Linked DNA regions of Mus musculus: region 1 is linked to region 2. A link is a loop called in an ENCODE intact Hi-C map of the cell type or tissue named here. Cell type or tissue: heart. All regions are shown on one strand. Links, peaks and the distances in the headings refer to the core of each region. The heading gives the core; the rest is flanking DNA. Region 1 overlaps Rhbdf1 (rhomboid 5 homolog 1). Region 2 has its middle 19 kb from the start of Gm46275.

Region 1 (8,324 bases), core at 57-8,056, 110 kb after region 2:
ATCGGCGCGGCCTGGCGGGCGGGGCAGCGGAGTAGCAGCCCCGCCGGGTCCCCGGGGACAGGAGTCCGGGGGCCGCAGCCGCCCTGAGCGGCCCCTCCGCTGCCAGCCCCCACACCCCATGCCCTCCGTGCTCCCAGGGCCCCGAAGGTGGCGTCTGAAACTCTGCACAGAGAGCGCGACTTCGGGCCACAGGGTCCGCTTCCTCCCACTCACGGGAGTAACAGTGGCAGCTGCGGGCCGGGGAGCTCGGCTGGGCCTGCTCGGCCCGTTTCAGCCCGGTTCGCATCGGCAAACTCGGGAAGTGCCTCCAAAGACATCTCCTGCCCTGTACAGTGGCCCCGGGGGCGAGCCCGAGGCCACAGTCGGGATCTTGAAGTAGGCCTGGGCGCGGTGGGGTGACCGCGGACCCCAAGGGCTCAGGGATAGGCGAGAGGGCCTGTCTGTCCTGCTGGGAGCACGCTAGTAGAGCTGGGTGGAGAACGGTCAAGGGACTCCCCCTAGGCTTTCTTTCCGCTCAGATAGTCCGGACCAGAGTTCCTGCTCCGTGTGCCTCTTGGAGTAGTGTGTCTGTCTGCGTGGGCGGGGCCTGGATCCGGAGGCCCCCCGCTCTGTCCTGGGAAAGCCCCCCCTCCCCACTTCCTGTTGAAGCCGGGAGAAGATTCTAGGATGAAACTGGCTTTTCAGGTTTAGACCAGCTAAGAAGTCGGGGCAGTCCCAGGCTAGGTGCTCCCCACCTCCATGGGGCGAGCCTCAGCCCCTTGCCCCCGCCCTTAAGCCTAGAGGATGCTGGGGAACTCAGCAGCTGGCCAGTTCTCAAGAGGTTGCAGAGGCTGAGCCCTATGCTTACCAGGGTCATTCTGGGCAATCCGGGTAAGAGGGCAAGGGTGTCGGGTAGGTCCAGTACAGTACAGGGTAGGGTAGTACAGGTTCTGGCACCAGTCCACAGAACTCCAGGCAGCCTCCATGGCTGGCTAGCTCCTCTGCAGGAGCCTTACTGGGAAGTCCACTTGGGTGAGCCAGTATAGCTCCCCTCGGGGTCTAGAGGTGCTGGTTTGGGTCTCCCATTAAGGGACAGTCAGGGCCCTCCCTCCTATCGCCCTAGCTCTAGTCCTCAGCGGAGCCCCTTCCCTTGCCCAGCCCCAAGTGCTCTGCAGCCGTTGGAGCTAAGGATCCCTCCCAGTTCCCTGGCAGACCTGGCCGAGGTGCTGAACTCCCTTGAGGCCCTGTGACCTCAGGCAGTAAAAAGCCTCTCTGAGTCAATCTGTAAAATGGGAGGACAGGAGTGATTACTTCTGCCACCGGTTATAACATCAACAGGGTTCGTTGGGCTCAGGTCTGAGGCAGGTGTCCCCGGCTTTTGGTGACTGAAGCTGTTGTTGCAGACTCAGTTTACCCTTCTGGAGCCTCTCCAGTTTTGTCCTGCTTCCTTTGGGTTCTGGGAGGGGTTTCTGAGTCAGTACAGGGGAACTCTGTACCCCTCCTCCATTCAGAGACTCAGCTGGACTACAGATTGGGCATCAGAAGTGTCCATCTTAGTGGACACTAATCCAGAATTTGACCTACAGTTAGCTCCTGACTCCAAGCCCTTTCTGAGTGGCTGGCTTAGACAGGTCCCCTTTCCCCTCTGAACCCCACCTGGATCCAGGAATTTGACTGGTATCAGAGACCCCCTGAGCTATGTGTGCTTTTGAGCTATGGATGGTGCCTTTCCCCAGGGATGGCTTCTTTGCTCTCATGTGCTCTGCCATCCCTGGTCCCTTGGGTCCCAGGGCTCCTCTAGGGACTAGGAGCTCCCTACAGACTTAAGTGAATCTCTTGTTCTGTGTGCCTCTCTGAGATGGTGGCTGGTGAGGAGTGATGGGGAGGGGCCAAAATCTAGTGTGTACTGGGGATGAGAGAGCCCCCCCACCCCCCGCTAAAGCTTGCCCTGTCCCATGCAAAATAAGAGGAGTCAGAGTGGAGCTCAAGGATGGCCTAATGGTTCACAAAGGGCCCAGCAAACTCTGTATGATCCCACTGACAGATGAAGCAAGGAGAGGCTGGGGGAAGTCACAGTGCATGTGGCGATGGACTAGCAGAGAGAGAGGATATAGAAAGCTGCTGAGTGCCTCCACCAGGGCAGGCTGAGGCTGGGTATTAGGTTAGAGAGAGGACAGGTTTCAAGCAGGATGCTGGAGTGTGCGGTGGCTGTAGCTCTCACCCAAGGATGGGGGGGGGGGTCCCATCAACTGCAGTCACTGAGTAGCCCCGCTTTCCTATGTTCTGCCTTTGCAGGGGGAGTCCTCAGGTCCATCCCATACCTCTAGCTTCCACCTGCAGCTCTGCTGTTTTGTGTTTGTTTGTTTGTTTGTTTGTTTGTTTGAGACGGGGTTTCATTATGTAGCCTGGACTGGCTTCCAATTCAGAATCTTCCTTCCGGAGCTGAGTGCTGGGATCGCAGGTGTGCAGCACCATTGCCGGCCACACCATTGTCGAAGCTTTGGCTGTCTTCTTCCCACTCAGGCATCTGCCCCTTCTGTCGATTCAGCTGCCGCTTACTGAGCACCAATGGTGCTGGGCACTTTCGTCAGCCATTTTCAGATGAGAAGATGAAGGCTTGCCAGGTGTGGTGGTGCTCATGCATCTGTAATGTGCGCGAATCTTTATCTACTTAGGAGGTGTAGGCCAGTATGGGTACATGAGATTCTGTCTCATAAAGCCAAGAAGAGAAAGCCCAGGTATGCTCTGTTGGTAAGGGGTGGAGACAACAGTTTGGGTATAGTATAGATTTTTGACCCATGTTGTTCCACCTGTCTTCTGTCTTCCTGGCTGTTCTAACTGGACTCATGAACAGGGCTATCCTGGAGGGTCTCTAGTTGACCCACCATGGAACAACTCCACAACCTGCCTCCTCCCCTTAGTCATGTCCATGGGCAAACAGTGCATTCTGAGGTGTGCCGCTACCCTACCTCTGTGTACACCTTCTCCCTCACTCTCCACTGGATTCTCGCTCAAGCTGCTTGGAGCCCTGACAAGGCTCTGTCGTTAGACTTGACTCCATACCACCTCCAACCCCTGAGCTTGCTTTCCAACACTTCCCATTTACTCTGGATCCCTTTTGGGCGGCTCCTTGTGCTTCTGGGGTGACTCATGGTGTGTGACCCCAGGCAATGAGCCTCTCCATGGGCCATGGTTTCCCACTGCACTGGGGCCAGCAGAGGAGAGAGTAAAGGCTGTCTGGGAACAAGAGCCCACTGTGTGCCAGGGGGAGATCTAGACACTGAGCCACTGTGGGCCGGCAGCGTGCTGTTCCTTGGCCTAGACTCTTTGTCTGGCCTGGTATGCCCCTCCCCCAGGCCTTGTGAATCCCACTAGCTTGAGGCCCTATTAGGAACAGAGCTTAGGGTGGGGCAAGCTGGAAACTCTAGGGAAGGGTGGGTATCCTTTCCCCAAACTGCAGGCCTAGAGTTGTGTGTGTGGATTCTCTTGTGTTTCCTTTCTCTGTAGCGTGGAAGGGGACCCCGGGAAACCCAGACATTTGGGCAGATGTCATGGGGTAAGGCCTGAGTGCTTGCTCACAGCCCTCGTGGCTTGTGCTTTTTCTCTTCACACTTGCCCAGGCTGGTCAGCTTCTCTCTGTAGGTCCTGTTAAAGGGCCATCTCCCTCCAGAGTCCCCACATCCCCACTCAGGAGAACTGGCGCTTGCCACCCTGCATTCAGGTAAGGCAGCACTGGTGGACAGCTCTGCAGGCAGGTGGGAAGCATGATGCAGGCCTTATATAGGGAGGTCCAAGAGAGTCATGGAAGTCATTAGAAGCTGTTGGAAATAGCAGCTTATATTCCCAAGCAAGGGACCAGTTCGATACCACCTAGAAGTGCTGAGCACAGGTACCCAACTTGTTGGAAAGGCCAGTTTCCAGCACTTGCACAGGTTTACTCTCTGTGATCCTGTGACTACTCTTGACTACGTTCCTTCCTGGAGCTCATGAGTGGCTGCTTGGGATGGACCAGAAGGCAGGATATGTAAGGCATCCTCTATCTTGGCGGGTACCTGGCCCCCCACTGTCTCAGCCCAGCTTTGGGGAGTTCACTGCCTTCCAGGCCTCATTTTCGCAGTGTGTGTAGAGAGAATGGAGCCTCTGTCTCCTCCAAGCATCGAGAGGGAGAGTCCTAAGTTGAGGCGTCAGCTGGCTGGTTTCACAATCTAGGGTCTGTTCAGGTCTGCAGATCTGAAGGTGAGGCTTTTGAGTCTTCTGCCCTCCGAGTCTTGCTTGAAGGAGTGCTCCCCCACCCCCAGTCCTCATCTCCACTCTAGATACAGAAGGCCCTCCACTTGGAGCAGGGATCAGGTGTATACCTGCTGTGACTGTCATTTATAAAGAGGGAAGTAAGAGTCCCTCAGAGATCAAGACCTGCCTGACAGTCAAGAGCTGGGTCTTTCTGCACTGGCTAGAACTTGGCTGGCCTCAAATGCACAGATTCTGCCTGCTTCTGCCTCCTGAGTGCTAAGACTAAGGGTGTACATCCATATGCCTGGCTCAAATGTGTGTGTGTGTGTGTGTGTGTGTGTGAAATATATATAATGTTTCTTTCAAGACAGGGTGTCAGTGTATAACTCTGGCTGTCCTGGAACTCACTGTGTAGGCCAGGCTGGCCTTGGACTCACAGAAGCCTGCCTCTGCCTCCCAAGGGCAGGTATTAAAGGCATGTACTACCAAGCCAGGCTATCTATCTATCTATCTATCTATCTATCATCTATCTATCTAATCAGAAGCCGGAAGACTACTTTATGGATTCAGTTTTCTTTTCCACCCTTTGTGATTTCCAGGGAACTCAGGCTTGAATAGGGAACAAGCGCTTTTTCCTTCTGATCTGTCTGGCGGGCCAGCTGGTGTACTACACTCTGTTTGGTCTTAGGTATTCAGGGTTCCTCAACCTGTCCCTGCCTCGATGCCTTTTTTGGCAGTTGGCGCCACCTCGTGGTCATTTATTGTGGCTTCTGCTCCAAGGGAGTTTTGTTTTGTTTTGTTTTGTTTTGTTTTGTTAACAAGGTCTTAACTGTGTCCCTGGCTGGCCTAGAACGCACTGTGTAGACTGGGCCAGCCTTGAACTCATAGCGATCCACCTGCCTCTGTCTCCTTAGTGCTGGGATTATCTGGCACCAAGGAGAGTCCTCTGCATACTGGAGCCTGCTGCCCTAGGTGTTGCTCTGAAGCCCCAAGAAGCCATCTCTTTCTCTAAATGTGGGGAGTCTTCTGTGTAGTTGATTGATCATGAACCCCACAGTGTATGAAGTGAAAGTCAGAGTGGTTACGATGGCCTGGGACAGGTGGGCTGGAGCCTTGCGCTCACAGTTTGTCCTCCTGCTCCTGGATGTGCACAGACTTACGTGACACCTGAGCGGCTTTCACTTGGGAGCTGTCAGGAAATCCTTACTACCTGCTACCAAACAGACTGAGCACTTCTTTATTTATAGGGACATCGTTACCCAGGCTTTAAGCTTCAAGAGGGCGGCAGCCCTCTACCAGCTTGTGCTCAGAGTAGGTTTATACAGTGTTTTACCCTAGATTCCTATTGTTGGAGGATCTGTGGAGTTCAGGCCCAGAGCATGCCAGCCTCTATCGGGTGCTGTGAGCACCTCTGTAGGGCTTGCAATGCTTCTTCTAGGTTTAGGCCCATGGTGTCCCTGGAGACCTGTCAGGGTTGTCACTCAGCATAACCTACACTCCCAGGCTTGTCTCACTGCGCCCGGAACCATGAGTGAAGCCAGGAGAGACAGTACTAGCAGCCTGCAACGCAAGAAACCCCCATGGCTCAAGTTGGACATCCCAGCCGCGGTGCCCCCGGCAGCAGAGGAGCCCAGCTTCCTGCAGGTAGGTTCTGGCCAGTAGGAATTTGGGAATTTTGGAAATTCCCTGGCCAGGGTGCTCACCATGACCCTGCTGTCTAGCCCCTGCGGCGACAGGCTTTCTTGCGGAGTGTGAGTATGCCAGCTGAGACAGCCCGGGTCCCATCACCCCACCATGAGCCTCGCCGGCTGGTGCTGCAGCGTCAGACATCCATCACACAGACCATCCGCAGGTACAGCACCATCCTGGCTGTTACACAGGCTGGGGCTAGGGAGGGACACTAGAGGTAGGCATACAGAATCCCTGTTAGGTACCAGGGGTGGGAATGGGGCAAAGGTCCCTTCTCTGTCAGCTTTTCTTCTCCATCTTGATCCCAACAACACTTCAGCATCCTCCTGTTCTGGGGACCCATGGTTGGCCCTCCGTCTGCCTCTCAGTTCCCCGAGTATGCACCCTCCCTACTCTAACACCCTGGCTCCTTGTAGCCGGCAGGTACGCTTTGGGCGTGTTCATACTCTGCCCCTTTTGAGGCCGAGGGCTGCTCGAAAGGCCCACCCACAGCGCCAGTCTCTCTCATGGTCCTTGCTCAGGTACCTTACGCAGGTCTTGAGTGTGTTGGTATTTTTTGGCACGTGCATGTGATGTGGCCTCTTGGAGCTGTTGGAGTGTTTGGCATTCCCTGGCTGCTCATGACAGGGTCAATGTTTTTATTTGCATGTTCAAAGACCATGGCCACTGTATTGTTGCTGCTGCAATTGCTGCTGAGTTCTTTAGTACCCTAGGGTGATGGTGGCTGCCTGAGGCCAAGGCCTCTCTCTGGACTCAGGGTTGGCTGAGGGCCTATGAGAACCTTCTACTGACAGGCATGCAGAATGCTCTAGTAGAAATTGGGGTGGCCACAGTTGGAGCTCCCCTGTCCTGTCCTTGGAGTGACTGGGGGCCTGCAGCAGAGCCCACTACCCAGGTTGACCTTTGAGGATCTTTGATTGGGGTAAGGGGACAGAATATATGGCTTCCCCTTGCTGAGTCCTTCTCGTGCCAGGGGGACAGCAGACTGGTTTGGAGTGAGCAAGGACAGTGACAGCACCCAGAAGTGGCAGCGCAAGAGCATCCGTCACTGCAGCCAGCGGTATGGGAAGCTAAAGCCGCAGGTCATCCGGGAGCTGGACCTGCCCAGCCAGGACAATGTGTCCCTAACCAGCACCGAGACACCACCTCCCCTCTACGTGGGGCCATGCCAGCTGGGCATGCAGAAGGTGTGCCGCCGCCTCCCACAGACTCCCCATTCTGCTCCTCTGCCTGGGGTGGGAGGAGGGGAGGGTTGAGGAGAGAAAGTATCCCTGGGAGCCTGTGGACGGGAAAGCAGCCAGAGTCTTAGAAAGGCTCCTGAGATACTCCCAGCTAGGGACCCTAGGAGGAAGAGAGTCATGGTATTGTTCTAGTGCAGACTCTGAATTTCAAGGGGAGAAGGACCCCTATAGGTGCCATGGATGAGAGTGATGCTCTTCATGGAAGTCTTGCCTGGTTCTATAGACTGACCTAGCTTCTTCTCCATCCCACCAGATCATAGACCCTCTGGCCCGAGGCCGGGCCTTTCGCATGGCTGATGACACTGCTGATGGCCTGAGTGCCCCCCACACTCCCGTCACACCAGGTGCAGCCTCCCTCTGCTCTTTCTCCAGCTCCCGCTCAGGTTTCAACCGACTCCCTCGGCGTCGCAAACGTGAATCGGTGGCCAAGATGAGCTTCCGGGCCGCTGCAGCATTGGTGAAGGTAAATGCAGGGGGGGCCCCGAGGTTGTAGGTGTGGAAACTGAGTGCACTCCGACTTCCAGGTCCTAAGGTCGCTTCCTTGTCCTCAGGGTCGGTCTATTAGGGATGGCACTTTACGAAGGGGACAGCGCCGAAGCTTTACCCCTGCCAGCTTTCTTGAGGAAGACATGGTGGACTTCCCTGATGAGTTGGATACATCTTTCTTTGCTCGGGTAAGAAGAGCCTGGGGGGTCGCCCCATCTCCTCTGTCTCTGGATCCACCTTGACGTCACGTATTTGCTCAGGAAGGTGTCCTCCACGAGGAGATGTCCACGTACCCAGATGAGGTGTTTGAGTCCCCATCAGAGGCAGCGCTCAAGGACTGGGAGAAAGCCCCGGATCAGGCCGACCTCACGGGTGGGGCCCTGGACCGCAGTGAGCTTGAGAGAAGCCACTTGATGTTGTGAGTGCGCCCGGTGGGTGGGGGGAGCAGCCCCACTGAGAGCCGCTGGGCTCTGGGTATGATGCTGCAGTGTTCATAGCTTGGACTTTGGAATCTAGCCTGGCCACCTTGGGTATGTCCAGGGGTAGGCACAACCCTACTTTGATGCCCTCCTACAGAACTCCCAGAGCCCAGGGGCTAGAGTCTAGATGGGAGAGGACTATGGCCCAGTTAACACTGTTGAGAGACAGAGCCTGAGTCTTGAGGCTCCCCAAACTTGCCCTGCCAAGGTGCCAAGGGCT
Region 2 (8,324 bases), core at 187-8,186:
GGCAGCAGAGAATCTCAGCCTGTGGACCATTTTCCAGGTGAGCCAGTTTGCAGACCCAGACATCCCTTGAATGAAGGGATGGCCATGTTCCCCTGAGGAAGGACCTTGATTAAAATACCTAAGAGTTGTACTGTTAGTCTTTCCCCGGTCCTTCCCCAGAGGAGCCTCTGGCTCTTTACAAGGGGAGCTGTACACCAGGGAAAGGAAACAACCAGAGTTTCCAGGGTCTATTGGAGACTGGTTCTGAATTGACACTAATTCCAGGAGAGCCCAAGAAACACTGTGACCCTCCTGTTAAAGGAGTGATTATTGAAGTTTTGACTGAAGTCTGACTCACAGTAGGTCCAGTGGGTCCTCACACTCATCCCCTGGCTATTTCCCCAGTCTGAGAATGTATAATTGGGATAGATATACTTAGAAGTTGGCAGAATTCTCACATTGGTTCTCTGACCTGTGGAGGGAGGGCTGTTATGATTGGAAAGGCTAATCGGAAACCTTTGGAGTTGCCTTCTGCCAGGGAAATAGTGAGGAAAAAACCAGTATCATATTCCTGGAGGAATTACAGAAATTAGTGCCACCATTAAGGACTTGAAAGATGCAGGGGTGGTGGTTCCCACCACATCTCCCTTTAACTCTCCTATCTGGCCAGTGCAGAAGACAGATGGATTGCGGAGAATGATAGGTGACTACTGAAAACTCACTCAGGTAGTGACTCTAATTGCAGCTGCTCTACCAGATGTGATGTCCTTACTTGAGAAGATCAACACAGCTCCTGGAACATGGTATGCAGCTATTGATCTGGAAAATGCCTTTTTCTCAGTACCTATCTGTAAGGACCATCAGAAGCAATTTGCTTTTAGTTAGCAAGGCCAGCAGTATATCTATACAGGTGGGTTGGTTGTTTGTTTGTTTGCTTGTTTGGTTGGTTGGTTGGTTTGGCTTTGGTTTTTGAGACAGGGTTTCTCTGTGTAGCTTTGTCTGTTCTGGAACTCACTATGCAGACCAGGCTGGAAAGAGAGCCACCTGACTCTGCCTCCCAAGACCTGTGATTAAAGATCTAGCCTGGATCCCGAGAGAGTAGGCTGCGTTCTTAGTTAACCCGATACTTTTCCGCCCGTGAAGAACAACTGAGATTCCTCCTCCTGATGGATCTTATGCAGTCTTACCCTCCAGCTCCCTGGAGTGGTCCCTTTTTGTATTTTCCTAGAAATTCTCAGAAGTTGACACCATAAAATAGAATGGTCAATTAAGCAAGGAGACGATAATGAAAGGTCACACGGTCTACTGTTAAATAGTCCATTTGACTAAGGAAATTGGCCTTCCATTGCTGAGAGTAATTGCTGCTATAACACATTTACTGAGTTCGGTCGGGATTACAATGTTGTTACAAAATAATTTTAATTCTTTCCCATAATGTTCCAGTGTAACTCGTCTATGGAAAATCGCATTGAAATGCTCACTAAGTTGTTTTTATGCTGGCCAAGGTCATGAACCCAGAAGCACTCTGCCACACATACAACAGTGAAGCTGTCAGTGTAACAGCAAGTTTCTCAATAGGAACTTTAAGTCAGTAGAGGACAGTCTGACATATTTCAAACTGTGAGAGAGACGGTAGCAGTCATCCTAGGTTGCTAACGCTGTTAAAGCACCCTTCTCAGTGTAAGAAGGGGAGAACCACTAAGCCAGCATGACAGAAGACGCTCCTATGTCTACTAATTTTTATGTTAGTTTTGTACTCTGTCATTTTGATGAGAGTGCTCTTCAACTCTGCTTTTGTGGTGGAGTCTTCAGGGTCTCTTTGATATGGAATCATACCATCTGCAAATAGGGCAGTCCTTCTTGCAGGCAGCAAACAGAAGGGCCATATTTTATACATTCAGTGTACTAATCTGTATTTTTTGATTGGAGAATTGAGACCATCAACATTCAGAGCTTTTAATAAAAATTATATATTAAATCCTACCGTTTTGATTTTTGTAATTGATGCTTTCCAAATTCTCATTTCTTATTTACTGTTCTAATGTGGTTTATTATTTCCTGTGACCTCCTAGAAGTGTTTATTTTTCTCCCCTGGTTAGGATTCCCTTGAGGGTCTTCTGATAGCTGTTATCCACCCCAATGATTTCCTGGGTACCATCCATCTTGGCTCTGTCATTTAGCTTCCTGGCTGTACAATCTGTTATAGAGAGAGACTTCTCTGCCTGTGTCTCTGGTTTCTAAATTGCACTTCACTTTGCATGTCTATTTCTCTATGTTTGGGAATTATAGGGTATGGTTCATTGAATGACCTTCAGTGTTATTTCAAGTTCTCCTCTTGTCCAGACCTTCGGGATTTGTCCTTTGATGACATCTCAGAGGGCTCCGATGTCATGAACAAACTCTTTAATTCTTTTCATCATTGATATTTGAATGCAGCTTCTTATCAGCCTTGTCCTCATCCCCATGTTCCCCCTGCTTGGTGGCCTCATCCCTATGTCCTCCCCCTACTTGGTGGCCTTTTGGTGACATTTTTCACTGTGCTTTTTATCTGATTTATCCAGTTTTCATTACAACCTTTCTATGTTTTGTTTTTTCTTTCTTTCTAAGTCTCTATTTTTTTTGCCGAAAACTTCTTTGATGTTGCCAAGTTTTAAAATCCATATTCTTGATTTTTCTCACACATTTTGGTGATTTTTCTTTTAGTTTATGTTGCTGACTTTCATCTCCAGTCACTGACCAGATTTATCAGAAAACAACCTATATCTACACACACACACACACACACACACACACACACACACACACACACACACTGACTGCATGTCAAGCAGAAAGGAGAGTTGGGGAAGAGGAGGGAGACCAGTGGGAAGGTTAGAAGGAGACTCTTTAAGAGAGTGAGGTAGGACCGGGATGTGGAAGACTGAGAGGGAGGGTGAATTTGGCTAAAGCACCTGACATTTTTGAGATTATCTTAAGGAAACTCAGAACTATGTACAATGAATATACATTAGTAATAAATAAAACAAAAGAACAACCCAACCCAAGGGGGAGGCTTCCTACAATCCCAGTAGAGTAGCTTTGAAAATATATTGTTTACAAAGTAACATTGTTTCCTTTTTTATAAAAAGGTAGGAGTGCACCATGGGAAGAATAGACTAGACACATCAAACGGCTGACATTGGATGGAGGATAGGAAGGGAAACAAGAAGGTGGAATCTATAGGTTTCACAGTTTTGATTTTGATACCAAAACTTGCTTGATGTGTCATAAGGAAGCCAGGGCTGGGGTGTGGCTCAGTAGCTTGGTAGAGCTCTGGCCCAGCATGGCAAGGTCCCAATATCACACAAAAGAAAATAAACAAACAAACAAACAACAACAACAACAACAAATAAACATCAAACTTGAATTCATGGGAAGAGTATTACATGTGAAATTATAGATAGAAGCATCCGTAGGGTTGTGGCAGTTATATCTTAGCAGGACACATGTCAAAGATGAAAAGACCCCCAGAACCTAAACTAAAATTTCGAAGAGTTCGTGGGCAAAGAGCCAAGTGCATGCTGGGTGCCTGTTACACCGCTGTTCTCCTTGGAGCTGCGAAGTTCCGAGTCCCGCCACACGGGGGTGCTCGTCGCCTTCTTATATCTCCGGTAGCTGCAGTGTCCTCCTACACTCGACCCACACTGCCACCTTGTTCCAAGGTCCTCAAGCAGACAGGACAGTGATGGGTCTAGGAGGGTACAGTTTTGTGGGGCTGTGGGAAGAGGGGAAGAAGGGGGAGGGAGAGACTCCGTGTCCAGCCAGAGTTCCTCCTGTGCTCTGGGCAGGCGGATGCGGAAGGACTGCCGGACACTTTCCACTTGGCCTCAATACTGAAAGAGAGGATGTGGAAAGAGCAGCAAACTTTCTCTTTCCCCAAACTACAAAAAAACTACAAGAATAAACTTTTTCGCTCTGTCAGTAGAGTCCTTCGCGCTGTCCCGGGGCAGACATTTGACTCCATTAATCTGTCTTGTTTTCGGACATTTGCACAGCTAGACGTTATTTTGTGGGTTGTAAGGACATGACTGCTGTTGTGAGAATCTAGACTCTGAATTCACCCTGACCTGTGTTTGAAACCTGAAGGCCAAGCAGACAGTGTGATCTTACAGAGCAGCGATCTAACATCTCTTGAGTTTTTGCCATCTCTTCATCTACGACACAAGGAAATTAGAGTACTTTTTTCCAGAAACTTGTTTGCAGAGATTTTAAAATCACCATGAAAAATGTCACACGAAAACAATTAGAAATGTCACAGTGGGTGCTAGAGAGATGGCTCCGTAATTTAAGAGCACTGCCTGTTTTTTCCAGAGGACCTGGGTTCAACTCCAAGCAACACATGGCAGCTCACAATTGTATGTAACTCAAGCTCCAGAGGTTCCAACATCCTCACATAGATAAGTATATGCAGGAAAACACCAGTGCAATAAAATAATAAAAAATTAATTTTTAGGAGCCGGGCGTGGTGGCACATGCCATCTGTAATGAGATCTGACTCCCTCTTCTGGAGTGTCTGAAGACAGCTACAGTGTACTTACATGTAATAAAAATAAATAAATCTTTAAAAGAAAAAAAGACTCTGTCTCAAAAACAAGTGAATGAGTACATAAGTAAATAAAATTTTACAAGAAAAGTTCTGGCCACAGAGAATAGGTTTCCTAAAGTACCTCCCCAATATTGTTTTAAAAGAGAGCAATTAAAAGATTTAAAAGAGAGAGGGGCTCCTTCAGAGCTGAAACCTATCACTATCACCCTGGTGTTTCTTCTTTTCTTTTCTTTCTAATAATCAATTTTTTTTTTTCGAGACAGGGTTTCTCTGTGTAGTGCTGGCTGTCCTGGAACTCACTCTGTAGATCAGGCTGGCCTCGAACTCAGAAATCCGCCTGCCTCTGCCCTTCAAATGCTGGGATTAAAGGTGTGCGCCACCGCTGCCCAACTTCTTTTTATTTAATCCAGGTCCCCAGTCCATGGAATGGCACAGCCCACATTTAAAGCAATTCCTCTCGGACATGCCTGAGGCTTGCTTCAGTGATTGCTGGAATCAAATTAAGTTAATAACCATTATAAACGATCACAGCTCCACCTTTTGTCAACTTGACACCCAAACACACTGCTTTTAAGCCATATCCTTCTACTCCCTGTCTCTATAGGCTTGTAGCTATCTTATAACGCAAAATTTATTCAGCCCAACCTCAAAAGTCCTCTGGCCAATACCTTTCAACACTATTCAAAGGAGAAAAATCAGACTCTCAACCGAGACTCAATCTCTTACTCTGGCCTCCTATTAAAAACCGAAACAAAACAAGCTATAGACATCCAATGTACTGTAGAGCAGAGTGAAGGTTCACATTCATAACGGGAAGAATGGGGCAGAAGGAAAGCTCTGCCCAAAGTGAGTCAGACACCCAGCAGGGCAAACACCAAATCCTGCAACTCCACTTTGGGTCCAGGGCTTGTGGTAGAAATGTCTCAGATCCATGGTCAGCCCTGTCCGATGTGCTGTCTGGGCCCAGACTCTCTCTTGGGTCCATCCCACACCCGCAGCTTTCTTTGGCAGATGCTGCATGGTTCTAGGGTCTCCACTGGAGAGTAACCGCCAAGGACTTCCTTGCGGGTGGACCCAGTGATTCTCTAGATCTGTGGTACAAGGCTTATGACTCTTGCCATCCTGCATTCTTCACACCCATAAAACCAATGCCCTGTGGATGCTGTCACCAAGTTATTCTGCCTTCTCTGGGTGGAGACCACAAATGCACTGGCTTTTGAGTGTTGGCATTGGGAAACACTTCCCAGAGTCATTCAACCAGCTTTTATATGGCGTTCTTAGTTTGGACACTTTCCTCTTAAATGAACTTGCATATTTGCAGTATGGAGTTCTCTGGGGTGGGTCTTACACCCAGGGCACCTTTCCTGTCACCCAGGGTCAGCTTCTCTTCCATGCTGCTCATCTCCTTAATAGTTACACCTGCTGTGTCACCTGCCTGTCCTTCCCTGGAACTTTAATCTTACCTGCACACCCTTTTAACCAAACTTCAAGGATGCCCCTTTTTCTCTCTCACGAGAGGCCTCAATGAGAACAGCAAGCAATGACCTCGCCACAGCCCAAATGAGCTCCCGATTGGTCTCCTGTCTGGAGATTTCTTCTGCCAGACACGGCAGCCTGTTCTCCTTAAGTTAAACCCCACTCAACTCAGGACATAGGCAGAATGCACTCAGATCCTTTGCCAAAATATATCACACAATGTCCCCTAACTCACTACCTGATAGAATGTTTCCCCCAAAGCCTTGCCGAGTCTCTACTGTCCACGTTAGTCTGTGCTTACAGTATCCCAGGGCCTTTCTAGGATAAAATTCTAAGTGCTTCCATATGCCTCCCACAAACCAGTCTAAAAGGTCTAAGAACCACATGGTCGGGTTTCTAATGCTCACTCCCCACCCCATTCCAGGTACCAATTTTCAATATTAGTCACTTTCCCGGTTGCTGAAACGACGGGCACAACCAATTTAAGGAAGGGTTTACTGTGGCTCACAATTCTAAGGGGTACAGTCCGTCATGGCAGGAAGGTACGGTGACAGAAGCGGAGGTTGTCACATCGTAGACATCCTGGGAGCAGAGAGAGCTTGCGCTCAGCCGCTTTTCTGTTTATGTAGTCCAGGACTCCAGCCCATGGAATCGTTCAGCCCACATTCACCATGGCTCTCCCATCAGATCCAGGACTGCTCATGGCTTCAGTTCAGCTTTGTCACATCTTTGTCCTTACGTGGTATAAGAATCTCCCCTGGCACTCAAGAAGCTACCCAAGGGCAGTGAGGTGCCTTCTAGTCCCACCAGAGTGCCACTGTGTCTGAACTGACCTCCAGCAATTACACAGGTGACATCAAGAGCAAAACCGTCTCCTACATCTCACAGGTCTGAGTGCGGTCCTACAAATAGACATTTAACAAGTATTTGGTTGTGCAAAGGCAAGGTGATGCTGGAGGTGGTGACGATACTGGAAAAGCCTTGCACCTACTTATAGTGGCCTGCAGGGGGCGCCCCAGAGACCTCCTGCCCGGTAGTCATAAACAGCTGAGAGTGGGCCCCAAGGTGGCGCCACTGGCTTTCTAATGAGAGGGGAGCTAAGCTTACTGTTTTCTTATATTCTAGGTCCTCCACCATGTTGCAGTGTGGCTCGAGGCTCTCAGCAGAGGCCTTCAACCCTCCCACCCTCCAGCACTGTGAGCCGAATCAAGTCTACTGCTCATCCATCTCCCAGACCCAGGAACTCTGTAGTGACAGAACGCGCACCAAGAAAGTGAAGAAAGGTGCTTTGTGGTTAACTGGTCTCATGGATGGGAAGTGCTTGCTTGAGATTGCCCGGTGTTGTCACATATGGGAAGCAGAGCTGGGCAGAGTTAAGCCAAGACGAGTGCCCTCTCCCACAGGGCAGGGCAGTGTGGGTAGGGGAGGACTGGCTGTTCCCAGCTTAGGCTTCTAACCCGTGCTTGTGAAGGAATGTCTGGTGCAGATCACCTGTTCCCTGCATGAGCTCCTGGTCTGAGAGGTGATTGACAGCTTGCTCCGTCTGAGGCTTGGTGACAGTGTCCTGGGTCCATTGTCTCAGTTTCCAGATAGTTCCAGACAAAACCAAACACAGCTGCTTTAGGGGCACACAGGAGAGAGACGGTCTGCTATTTTAAGACAGCCACTGAGTTCTTTTTCACAGCCCTGGAGCAGCAGAGCAGACCACAGGGGAGCGGGTGAGTCACAAAGGGTCAGGGAGGGCTTTGGAGGTGGAGCAGCAGAGGTCTGCCTAGGCTTATGGACAGTTCAGGGCACACCAGCACCCGTCCTTGTCAATTAGGCGATGCCTCCATGCCACTAGTGGGGAAACCGAGGCAGGGATGTTGATAAGGGGGGAGTTGTGAGGAACAAATCTTCATGTACTCAAGTGATGCCATGTGAGCCTTCTCCCCAGTTTAACTGGTCAATAAAAGGCTAGAGCCTGTGACTGGGCAGCAGGGGAGGGAGAAAGGTGGGACTGGAGGTTTAAGAGAGAGGGTTGCAGGGAGGGGGGGGCTGAGGAGGAGGAAGATGCCATGGTCCGGAACCAAGTGGCCAGGAGAAAGACCCAGTAACAGGGCATTACAGCTGGGGAATGAGCTAGTATAGCCCTAACTCTGCCCAGTCTGGGCACACGGCTCATAAATAAAATATCTGATTGTGTCTCTTTTATACAGGCTTATTAGGTTTGTAAATTATTACTTCAGACTGCTTTCCTTTGTAAGTGACAGAAGTCTCCTGTTTTGTTTGAGCTAGGGGATTA

Evidence for each region. Peaks named below come from ENCODE experiments on the same cell type or tissue, not always from the same donor. Only the 100,000 strongest peaks of a DNase experiment are listed, where the experiment ranks them.
Region 1: it touches region 2 in a loop (1.9-fold over the local background); 10 of 42 quality-filtered maps call a loop at or near these places.

Annotation. Positions count from the first base shown.
Region 1 is chr11:32,213,671-32,221,994 of GRCm38, reverse strand. It overlaps Rhbdf1 (rhomboid 5 homolog 1), which reads left to right. Exons shown (of 18, transcript NM_010117.2): 2 at 5,713-5,853; 3 at 5,931-6,061; 4 at 6,872-7,085; 5 at 7,393-7,602; 6 at 7,691-7,813; 7 at 7,886-8,043. The coding sequence starts at 5,737. Among named protein-coding and RNA genes, the nearest start is that of Rhbdf1, 4.5 kb to the left of the region's middle. In heart, for the core only: a CTCF peak has its summit at 4,958 (motif pointing left); DNase peaks (open chromatin) are centred at 604, 3,164, 5,044, 6,054 and 1 weaker place; H3K4me3 peaks cover 1,677 bases; H3K27ac peaks cover 2,456 bases.
Region 2 is chr11:32,320,123-32,328,446 of GRCm38, reverse strand. No RefSeq gene overlaps it. Among named protein-coding and RNA genes, the nearest start is that of Gm46275, 19 kb to the right of the region's middle. In heart, for the core only: CTCF peaks have their summits at 3,590 and 7,062 (motif pointing right); DNase peaks (open chromatin) are centred at 3,626 and 7,096; H3K4me3 peaks cover 477 bases; H3K27ac peaks cover 957 bases; H3K27me3 peaks cover 589 bases.